Linked DNA regions of Mus musculus: all the other regions are linked to region 1. A link is a contact called in ENCODE Hi-C or POLR2A ChIA-PET data. All regions are on one chromosome and are shown on one strand. Each heading gives the region's core, a stretch centred on a gene start or an enhancer-like site at or near the end of the contact. The rest is flanking DNA. Distances are from core to core; before and after follow the strand shown.

Region 1 (3,447 bases), core at 468-2,967:
CTAGGTTCAAAATTCCATGCTGCTGAAATGTGAACATTTTCTCTTTAGACCTTAATTTGTTTTTCTAAAGAACACTCGTTTTTCTCTTTATATCTAAATTTGTTTTTCTAAAGAAATCTTATTGTGTTTCTATTTGTCTAGCATCTATGTAACCCTTGCTGGTCTGGAACTCATTATGTAGAGCAGGCTGGCCACAAGCTCACAGACTTCTGCCAGCTGCTGCCTCCCAATTGCTGGGATTCAAGGAGTGTACCATCACACCTGGCATTGCACAAATACTTCTTAATAGTTAGCCACTTGTTATGTATATATGAAGTTTCTCATCTCTTTCCTGGAGAAAAGTAAATTATAAAAAAAGAAAAAGAAAAACATATCAATAGGAATCTAGTGACCCACTTTAAATGGTAAGTTTTGTTGTGTATACTTTACAGTAAAAATCATACTACCACTTTGTACCTACCATTTAAAATTGTAATAGTGTTTTTGGACACAACACTGCTTCCTCAAGAGGACTCCCCACTTACTTGTTATAGACTCTTTCTTAAGACTACTCATAACTCCAGGGCCTAACTCTCTCTGTTAGTTACTAGGGAAGGTAATCATATAACTTGGCTTCTCCCAATGTTGTTAGTTCCTTGTTGCTTCCTTGATTAATAAGCCTCCATTTTAATAGCAGGAGTTAAAAATGTTACTCACACTATAGTAAGTATGAAGACAAAGTAATGTGTCTCAGATTTACAGCTCTGCCATTCTTGAAGCAACGGTTAATTACAAGCCAATTCCAGCTCTAGCAAAGTATTTCACACTCTGCAGTATGATGAAACTGGATGCGTGTTTACAAATATTTCACTTAAGCTATAAGCAGTTTCTAGAGTGAAACAGTATTCCTAAGACGACACTTGGCGAAGTAACAGTGTTCATCCATTAAACGCATTCTAAAGTTGATTATGTAACTTAATAATTAAGGCACTTGTTGCTTTTATCATTTTCAGCCCAGGCAATTCATTAAACATATAAATAGTAAAACTTTTGAAGTACAGAACGGAAAAGTTTTGCCAGTATATTGTGAGCCGGAGTCACAGAACTCTAGATTTTCAATGATTTCTGACTTCAATGATTTCTGAGACTCTTGGAGAAAAATCTGCAGGAGCCTGCATCAATGTCCCATGAAAGGTAAAGTGCTTCTCAGACTTGTAGCTACCCACCTGAAACCTGCCATACTCACCTAAATAGCCATCACCACTTTGTCCACATTGCTTTGAACCAGCTATATTAGATGCACTTAATCTTCAGAACCCCAAGGGAAGCGTTTACCGAGAGTGTCCACTCATTGATTAGACAAAAAAAGTATCTGTTGATACTTGTGATACATAAGTGTTACTTGTAGAAGTCCATTTTCCCACAAGTTACACTATGTTACTAAGTAGACTGTGCTACTAAGTAGCTAATTCCGATAGGCTGCTAAGTAGCTAGTTAAGGCTCACTACTAAGTAGACTCTGCAACTAAGTAGTTAGTTCTCATTTATACCTCCCCAAGTAAAGTCGGCTTTGGCTCCTTCCCGACGCTGATTCTGCCTCATCTCTTTCCATTAAACTTACGTTGAAAAAAAAAAAATCAACAAATGAGCTAAGTCAGCTTTGAGCTCAGTAGTTTTCTAGTCCCAACCACAGAGTTCAGGGTAGCGCTCGAGGAAAAGGCAGCCCGTGGGGACTGCTCGGAGCAGAGGCTGGCGCCCTGACCACGCCCACTTCTCCCAAGGGCCTCTTCCGCCCGGGTTTGGCTCGCGGTGCACCTTACTGGTGGCGACGTCGCGCGAGCCAAAGGCGAGAGGTGGACACGCTTCGGCAGGTGGGGGAGGGAGGAAGCGACAGCTCGGGGTGGGCGGGCGGGAGGGCGCGGCTCCCCAGCAGGGAGGGCCGAAGCGAGGCTCAATCTGCGGCCGGCCGGAGGCCAGACCTAGCGTTCGCGCAGAGCCGTTAAGCGCAGCCGCGGTGGGTGTGGTCTGCTCGCTCGACTTCCCGCCTCCCGGCGACGCGAGCCCGGGGCCTTTCGCCTCCCTGTCATCCGGGCCCGCCCAGAGTCCGCCCCGCCCCGCGCGCCTGGCCCTGGGGTCCCCGCCAACCCTCCTTGGCTTCCCAGAGCCCGCCCAGCAGGGGGCGGGGCCCCGCGGCAGTCACGTGCGCCGGCAGCCGCCAAGCGCGGCCGCTTTTGCGACGCGGTGACAGCCAAATGGTGCGACAGGAGGAGCTGCCGCCGCGGCCGCTGCGCCCCGCACCGAGAGCTCCGAGTCGGCTCCCGGCGTCGCCCTGAGGGAGCGGCTGAGGGAACAGAGTCCGGCGGGCGGCGGCGGGCGGCGAGGGGAGCCGCGCCGCGAGGGCCCTCGCTCCCCGCCGCTCTCCATGAGCCGCGCCTGCAAGCCGGGCCGCGCCTCCATGACTCCCTAGCTGCCGCTTTCTCTCCGGTCCTCGCCCCCCGCCCGGCTCTCCCGTCCCGCCTTCTCCCTCGGCCGCGCCGCTGGGCGCCTTCAGGTGCGGAGGCCCGAGCGGAGCGCCATGGCGTCCAACCCCGACCGGGGGGAGATCCTCCTCACCGAGCTGCAGGTAAGGGCCGCGGCCCTGCGGGAGCGCCGCCCGGGGAACCCGGGAGGGGAAGGCGGCCGCGGGGTCGGGGTCGGGGACGCTGCGCGGCGCGGCGCGCCCCTGGCCCGCTAGGTGTGGAAACTCGCGGGGTGTCAGGCCGGAGCCGCCTCTCCGCCCCGGGACCCGGTCTCCCGCGCGCGCTCTCGGAGGCCACCGGGCGGCGGGACCCCGTCCCCGCGGGCGGGGCCGCTTACTCGCTCGGGTCCCCTCCGGGTGTCACCGCCCCGCCCTCCCCCCAGCCCCGCTCCCTAACTCCTTTGAATGACTCCCAGGCTGTGGGCGGTTCCCTCCCTTTCCCCTCCGACCGCACAAAGAGCGCCCCCCGAACTTGAGCCCCCGAGGGCTCGCTCCGAAGTGATGGCCTTGCGCTGCCAGCCGCCTTCAGGTGACCGCGAGCCCGTAGCGTGATCTGCGGGCCGCGTCTCTCTCCCAACTTTTCCTTTTGAACTCCGTGAGAGAGAGAGAGGTGGTCCCTCGGATGGCTCTCCCTGCTCACATCCGGAAGTTCAAATATTGATGCTTCCCCCCCCCCCCCACCGCCCCAGACTTTCATTTTCCCTCCGGTTTGGACACAAGAGAGAGAGAGAGAGAGAGAGAGAGAGAGAGAGAGCGCTACAGAAGTTGTTTACAAACCAGAGAACTGTTCATTAAGTGAAAACGTTAGGCAGCACATGTCCGCAGAAGATAACAAAATAGATGGCGTAATTAGTGTAGTCGGTGTCGAAGCAATATTATTCTTTCCTATTCCCAGCTAAATAAAGTAAGCCACGATTTTTGTTTTGAGATCTCTATGGAGTAGGAGACTTT
Region 2 (3,447 bases), core at 707-3,206, 1.7 Mb before region 1:
GATAAAGGCAATTTTTACGTAAGAGTCTCAATGCAGAAAGAGGCAATTCGAAGAAAAGCCAGTGGGCTGTTATTTTCAAGAAGAAAGGTCTCATAGTATTGAACTGGTTTTCAGGTATATTTTGGAAGTAAGAATAAGAAAGGCTAGGTAATTGCCAGTATATGCAGTACATAGGAAGGAGTCAACAAGACATCTGAGTTTGAAGTTAAGATTGGGTGGACAACCACCATGGCATACAGGTAGCCATAAGTTCTTCCTACTCTAGTCCTAGCATGTACTGACATTTCTTTGCAATGCAATTCTGTCACTCTTCCCATTCGGCTGTGGAGTTGGGAAGAGTTGTTCACCTGTGGCGTGGTCTGGGGACTTACTCTGACAAGTCTAATGTGATGGAGTTTGGATCTATTTACACAGTGGGAGGATCTGGCTTTCTGTTTTTAGCCTTGTCTCCCAGGAGGGAATCTGTGATCTCCATGGCAAGGTCTTAAGAGGCTTCTGCTCTTTTGGAGTATTGTCCTGAGACGGCTGTGAAAAAGAAGTCAGTCATTTACTGGGAGATGAGTTAGCAGCAGAACTGAGCGGTCCCTGTTAATGGCACTGACTAGAACTACAGTAGCTTTGGGTTTTTAGTTAAATTCACCAACTAGCTCAAACAGTGCATCCATGAGGGAACTGCTTCACTAACATAAAGGATGGTTAAATTGTTTAAAAACATTGATTGGCAAGGGGGTGGGGGCAGGTATTTACAAAGCCATAGCCTACTGAGATTTTGAAGATAGTTTGAAAACATTACTCCTTTGTTACTTTTGGTAGTGGTAACACATTCAAACGACTACAATGGGAGGGAAAAGCCAACAATTTACTTATGTTTCCAGTATAAAAGTTTAAAGGGATGTTCCCTAAGTGTTTTCTGAAGTACCAGATGTTTCAAAACAACATTGTATTGCAATGTAAGACGCTAAGAATCCACTCTTTGGACAAAGTAAGAAAAGCAGAGACAACGTTTGTGAACTATAAGACCTATGAAGAACAGAGTATTTAGAGACCTACGGTATAATTTTAACTTTCCAAAATCTTGGACAAATCACTTAAGTATCCTAAGTACAAAGACATGTAAATATGGGTGGAAAACTCCCATAGAGGAATTTACCAAAAATACAGTTGCTTCATGAGTAGCTAAGTAAGTCAAAACCAGGTTAACTCCTTTCAGAGATTTAGAACCCGTGTCGTCTGGTTAACGAGGAAAACCGCTTGTCTGGACCAAAACCCTTTAAGGTTTGGGAGTTTGTAAGCAGCGGTAGTTTCATTCACTTGTGTCTCACTCAAAGAAACGTCCCTCCTTTCTAAGCATTACTGACTATGTACCCTCTGTGCTCTGAAAAACCGATCCTAGCTGCCTGAAGCGAGGAAACCATCGTCTCTAGAGCTCCGGCTGGAATTCTGCCACGTTTCATTCCGGATGGAAGCGGCCGCTAAGGCAGCCCGTTCCACGGGCGGCTCCCAAGCGTGGCCCCGGGTTTGCCCTTCCACATCCGCGCTCTCCGACCAGCCTTGAGGCAGCCCCAGAGGCGGTCCACACTCACCGCTTGAAACGCAGTCGCCAGCAGCAAGCGCAGCCCCAGAGCGGGCCGCAGCCACCCACCCTGCCCTGCCGCCATCCCTGCGGTCTGCCGTCAATCTTCAGGGGTCTGAGGACCCCTGTGCCGGGGACGTCCACTGCACTGCCTGACGCGAAACCCGCCGCGAAAGGCCACTGCTACAAGCCTATTATCCCACAAAGACGAGTGTTAGTTAGGCGACCATGGGAGCCTGTAAGTGATCGATTGTTAAACAGTCCTCAGGTTCTTTTAGAGATTCAAATTAGGCATTTTCCTAAACTCCCCACACCGGGGCTTCTTATTCACGACATTCAATCGGCTATCCACGAAGCCCCAGCTCGGCCATCAGTAGCCCCGCCTCCTCCAAGTTTACCCAATCGGACAACGCCTTGCTTGAGTCCCGTGACAAGGAACCCAACCGTAAATCGAACCGAAAGGGCGAGAAGCGGCCTCTCTTCGGACCAATGAACACCACTGTACCGGAGGATGGGGGTGGAGCCTCTGGTTGCCGGGCAGCGTGCGTCAAGGCGTGCGCGTGGTGGCCGAGGGGGAGGGGAGGGGGCGGGCCGAGGGCGGCGCAGCCGCAGCCGCATCGCCACCGGAGGAGCGCGCGGCCGCGAGCGACCGAGGGAGGGAAGGGAGGAAGCGAGGGAAGAGGGCGTGCGGCCGTGGGGTCCCGAAGCCAGGGGGCAGCGGCAGCGGCAGCGGCAGGAGGGCGCCAGGGCCGTCGAGTGGGCCGGGGAGAAGCGTGCACCAGGCGGCCGGCGCTGGCTCCCGCGGGCGGGAGACCGGAGAGGAGGAGGGGGTCGCTGCGGCGCGGCAGTCCGCGCAGCTCCCGGGTCGGGGTCTCCTCCCGGCGCTTCGGTCGCCCTCGGGGCCCCGCTCCCCGCCCCCCGCGGTATGTCTTGATCGCGAGCGGCGGGTTTCATGGGGCTCCTCAGGATTATGATGCCGCCCAAGTTGCAGCTGCTGGCGGTGGTGGCCTTCGCGGTGGCGATGCTCTTCTTGGAGAACCAGATCCAGAAGCTGGAGGAGTCCCGGGCGAAGCTAGGTGAGGCAGCCGAGCGGTGCGCCGGGGCCGGGCTGGCGGGTGGGCATTGCCGGCTATAGCAAGTGGGCTTCCTCAGGGGGCCTCGGAGAACCTCGAGAGCTGGGACCCGGGCACGTCGAGCTCCCGCCACCGGGGAGGGAAGCTGGGCTGATGAGCTGCACGCGCGAGGTCTCTGGCCAGAGGGCTGCCCCGTCGGCCCTTCACTGAGAGAGGGGACCCAGGTCTGCCTGGAGCTGGTGCTGCTGGAGGACACAAACGCTCCCTCTCTCTTCTCTTCCAAATCGTTCTGCAAAGCCCCAGTCATGTGCAGAGATGGGGACTGGAATTTGAATTAGGGGCACCTGGGCACAGGATCCTTTGGGGATGGTGGTCGTGGGGAGATTCGTCGCGGGGAGATGGGTAGAAATGGAAGGAGACTCCGGGAATGATGGGGAGTGAAAGCGGCTCACCGTAGTGAGTGGCAGGCATGCCTGAGCCTAGGGCAGTAAGGGACCTTAGAACTGACAGCTTTGGTAGGCTGGCGGTGTGGGACAGCGGAGCCGATGATGGCACGAAAAGGAGACATCTGGGGGACTGAAGTTCTTTATGAGTGACGCTAAACTGGTTGATTTGGGCTTCAGAGTGGGGTCGTAAGTTTAGGCTGATTGCATGTACAAGAGGGGAACGTTGAGGGTTTGGAATTGCAGGGTTTACCTTGTGAAAGGAAAAGAGTGGGGAGAGTGAACCATATGGGTCTCTTAAAGCGTCTCTCTCAGTGCCCGAATGGAAAAGGGTGCTTGAAACACAAAATTGGAGTGC
Region 3 (3,447 bases), core at 293-2,792, 1.3 Mb before region 1:
ACAAATCCATAAAAATAATTTTTAACTGTAGCATGTTAGGAACTCAAGGAGCTAGAATCCAGAAATGAGTATTTTTAACTGGTATTAAAACCACCCTCTTCCTGGTTTCATAGGCAATATTTATTCCTTTGCCCTAATTTTGGCAGTTTAAAGAACCAAAATTCTGCACACAGCTGCTAGGACTGTAGATTTTTTGCCTGATTTTTCTTCAACTTCCTTTCTTCCAAGCTTCTCCCACAAGACTGGTTTTAGTTAATGATACTTAGCAGTACAGCTTTGCACTTCCATGATAATTTCCAACAGAAAAATCTCTCTGGAACTTACTATTAATAATCAACCCTAGTATTAACCTCAGATCGGAGATTTATTAAACCTATTTGGCAGAGTAAAGTTGAATAACTTGATGTTCAAGGATCCAGGCTGAGCTCTGGCCCTGGAAAGAGGCTCTGAAGCTAGCTAGCATTCCTCAAATCTTGGTTTGTACAAGAAACGACTAGTCTTTTTTCAGGGTCGTGAGCTAGCAGCAGGTCTGGCAAATGCTCGCATCGCTTTAGGGGGCTACGAGGGAGCTAGCATCACACCCTCTACACTGAAGCAGAATGGTGAGCAAAAAGCTTTGCCCATAAAGTTTCCTTCATCTCTGAAAACCAGGGTGTGATTTGCATTCACCAGCAACTGACAAGCATCTATGAAATGCCTCCTCCTTCCAGTTTACACTGGGGTTAATGGGAGCAAGATGGGGTTAAGCTGGCAGTACTTAGGTAGGAACTACTTCCCACTTTGCTTAAGGTTTTGAAATCTGCAACCCGAAGAATTAAACAAAACACCCGCTTTTGCACCTCCCTCCGGCAGAATGAATCCTCTACCCTAACAGGAAGAGACCCATTTCTGGGAAAGTAAGTTTCCCGAGGGTCTGTTCTCTGAGCCAGGGAAGGCGATCCCCGAGGCCCTGCGGGGGCGGGCTCCACGCGTCCTCGCGCGCTGGGCAGGCAGGTGTGGTCCTGAGCCTGGGCACGCGCTCGCTGGCCGCGTCCCCCGCGCCACCCGGGTCCCTTCTCGTGCCCCGACCCCGGGCCCCCCCCGCCTTCCCGGGCCCGGCCGGCTCAGCCGCCCGCCTCGCTCCCCGCCCCCCGAGTCTCGTTTCAGTCACCCTTTGTCCTTCCCCGGATTGGCAGGTTTTATTATTCCGCCTGAACAATCCGGCCGCCCAGTGGCTGAGGGTCGCTGACGTCGGCGGCAGAGCCGGGGAGTAGTTGGGATTCTGCTCTGTCAGTAACACATGTGTAAGCGCCGCCGAAGGAGCGAGCGAGCCGGCTAGAGGCCCGCGCCGCCGCCTCCTCCGAGCCGGGCAGCAGCAGCGGGGCAGCCGATCGGTCCAGCGCTCCCGGCCGGCCCGCAGCTCCCCACTCCGTGCGTCCTCGTACCGGCCGCGGGACCGAGCCTGCACCGCCGCTCCCGGGCCGCAGGTCGCGGGAGGGGGGAGCTCGGCCGAGCCGCCGGCGGCCCCGAGCGGGCGGGCGGGCGGGAGGAAGGCGGCGGCGGAGGAGGAGGAGCGCGGGCGCGGCGGGGGCGGGGGCGCGTACAAAGTGAAGCCACATTGCCAAACTTGCAGCCGCGATTGCAGCAGTGGCTGCTGCTGCGCCGCGCGGGCCCGGCCGAGGGAGCCTGCAGCTGCTCGCGCGCAGCCGGGGGCTGAGGACCGGGACCCTCGGGCTGAGACTTGACACTTCTTCGCCGGGCCGCCTGCCACTTAGCGTGGGGCTCCCTCTACCCGCCCCAGAGCCACGCGATTAAAAAAAAAAAAAAAAAAAAAAGCAGCCCTTAGCCCCCTCCTCCCCTTTCCTGCTTCTGCGAGAACTCCCTCCCTCCCTCCAGCTCCGCCAGCCCCAGCGCCCCTGCCCTGGAAGCCGAGCGGCTCCGCTCGCATTTCGCCGCCGCCGCCGCCTCTCGCAGTGTTGCAATATAGGGGAGAAGCAGGTAAGGGGGTGGCTGGGGACGCCGCGGGCCCGGAGGGGACGAGGGAGAGAGGGAGGGGGGAACTGATCGGGGCCGGGGCTGTTTTCTTTGGCTTCCTTCCCTTGACCGTCCCAAATTGCAAGTAAACAATACGTCGCCTTAGATAATGCGTGAGTCTGAAACTACCGGAGGCCGGCCTGCGAGCTAGCAAGGAGGGCAGCCCCGGGCCGCCAGCTTTGTAGCGGTTCCTTGCTTACAAAAGGGTTCTTCTTGGAGACGGGGCTGGTGGGGACCCTGGAGAGGGCTGGGGGCAGTTCCAGTTCCTAAAGGAAAGGCAGGGGCTGCTCAGATGAGAAGTGGTGTGTGCGTGGGTGGGGGCGATAGTCAAGACCCCCCCCCCAACACTGTTTGAAACAGGGAACGAAAAGCTCTAAGTGACCAGGAGCTGGCATTGCTGATTCTTTTAAAAAGAATTCCTCTTGGCTTATAAGTCTTTTGTTCCAATCCAGGAGAAATCCGGTGAATCACCTAATTAAAATCAAGACATGAATTAAGCATCCATTTTTGTACTACAAATGGCCAGCGCTACGTTTGTCCCTCCCTTGGTCTCCATTAAAAAACACCAGAGACGTTGTTAAAGGGGGGCAGATTTTGCCTCTAGCTGCCAGCTCTGCTTTCTATTTCACTGACTATCCCAGGACCTAAATTGCTTGGCTATGTAATTACTAGAGTATAAGCCTATTTAACTTAAAAGCTTTCTTTTTTTTTTTTTCCAACTCTAAATGAAACTTGATGAGGGCCCGTCCTTAGTTATCAGGGGAGTCACTTTCTGGTCAGTCCTCTTGATTCATCTCTTTTAGATTTAATCAGCATTAAGGTATTGCTTGTCCTTAAGAGCTTTAGCTAATGGGGTTACTGGATGCTTTTCTCAGTGTAATGTTTCCTTTTCAAAAAAAATATACATATATATTTACCTCTCACTAAAGATGGGGGTGGGGAGCAGCTTGGAATCTCCTCCCTCCCCCTCCCTTTTAAAAAAGGAATTCGGAGCGATTAAAACGTTGGGGGGGGGCAGTTTAAAGACCTAGGGCAGGAAATGCAGATTCATTTGGGTCAGGGCTGAAATTGTAACAAAAAGCAATTCCTCGAGTAAATGCATCAGAGAAATCAATTTACATAAAGGTATGATGCATTCGGATAAATGCAATGCTAATGGGTTTTAGAGCGGTCCTGGTTCCAGAGTCTCAGGGTTTTGTTACAGCTTAATTGGTGCAGTTCTTATTCTGGTTTATTGTGCGGTCACTGGACACACGTTCCGGGACTCTTTCGGAGGAAATGTGTTTAAAATCGGCCTATTTAAGGAACCAGAGTCCTTCTTTCGTTCCCTCACCCCGGTTCTTTGCAGCAGTGAAGTTGGGCTAGGGACAGACAAAGTTCGCCTTCTCCCTTCTGAGGTATCAGCTGAATGTCTTGAGCAGATAGCTGGGAGCC

Evidence for each region. Hi-C counts contacts between places; a loop is a spot of excess contacts on that map. ChIA-PET counts read pairs that join two places held with the same protein, here RNA polymerase II (POLR2A).
Region 2: a map of v-Abl transformed pro-B cells shows a loop between it and region 1 (3-fold over the local background). The contact joins the promoter of Selenof here to the promoter of 9530052C20Rik in region 1. A Hi-C loop is called at or near these places in 1 of 37 maps with a recorded cell type or tissue (v-Abl transformed pro-B cells). POLR2A ChIA-PET finds 5 or more read pairs at or near these places in 1 of 5 experiments (Patski).
Region 3: a loop to region 1 is called in a map of left cerebral cortex, with 5 times the contacts of the local background. The contact joins the promoter of Lmo4 here to the promoter of 9530052C20Rik in region 1. A Hi-C loop is called at or near these places in 3 of 37 maps with a recorded cell type or tissue (heart and left cerebral cortex). POLR2A ChIA-PET finds 5 or more read pairs at or near these places in 1 of 5 experiments (Patski).

What each region holds. Positions count from the first base shown.
Region 1 is chr3:142,880,765-142,884,211 of GRCm38, reverse strand. It overlaps 9530052C20Rik (RIKEN cDNA 9530052C20 gene), which reads right to left and starts at 1,717. Exons shown (of 2, transcript NR_152127.1): 1 at 1,226-1,717. It overlaps Pkn2 (protein kinase N2), which reads left to right and starts at 2,208. Exons shown (of 22, transcript NM_178654.4): 1 at 2,208-2,601. The coding sequence starts at 2,554.
Region 2 is chr3:144,568,936-144,572,382 of GRCm38, reverse strand. It overlaps Selenof (selenoprotein F), which reads right to left and starts at 1,956. Exons shown (of 5, transcript NM_053102.2): 1 at 1,584-1,956. The coding sequence starts at 1,658. It overlaps Hs2st1 (heparan sulfate 2-O-sulfotransferase 1), which reads left to right and starts at 2,167. Exons shown (of 7, transcript NM_011828.4): 1 at 2,167-2,649. The coding sequence starts at 2,526.
Region 3 is chr3:144,203,350-144,206,796 of GRCm38, reverse strand. It overlaps Lmo4 (LIM domain only 4), which reads left to right and starts at 1,542. Exons shown (of 5, transcript NM_010723.3): 1 at 1,542-1,977.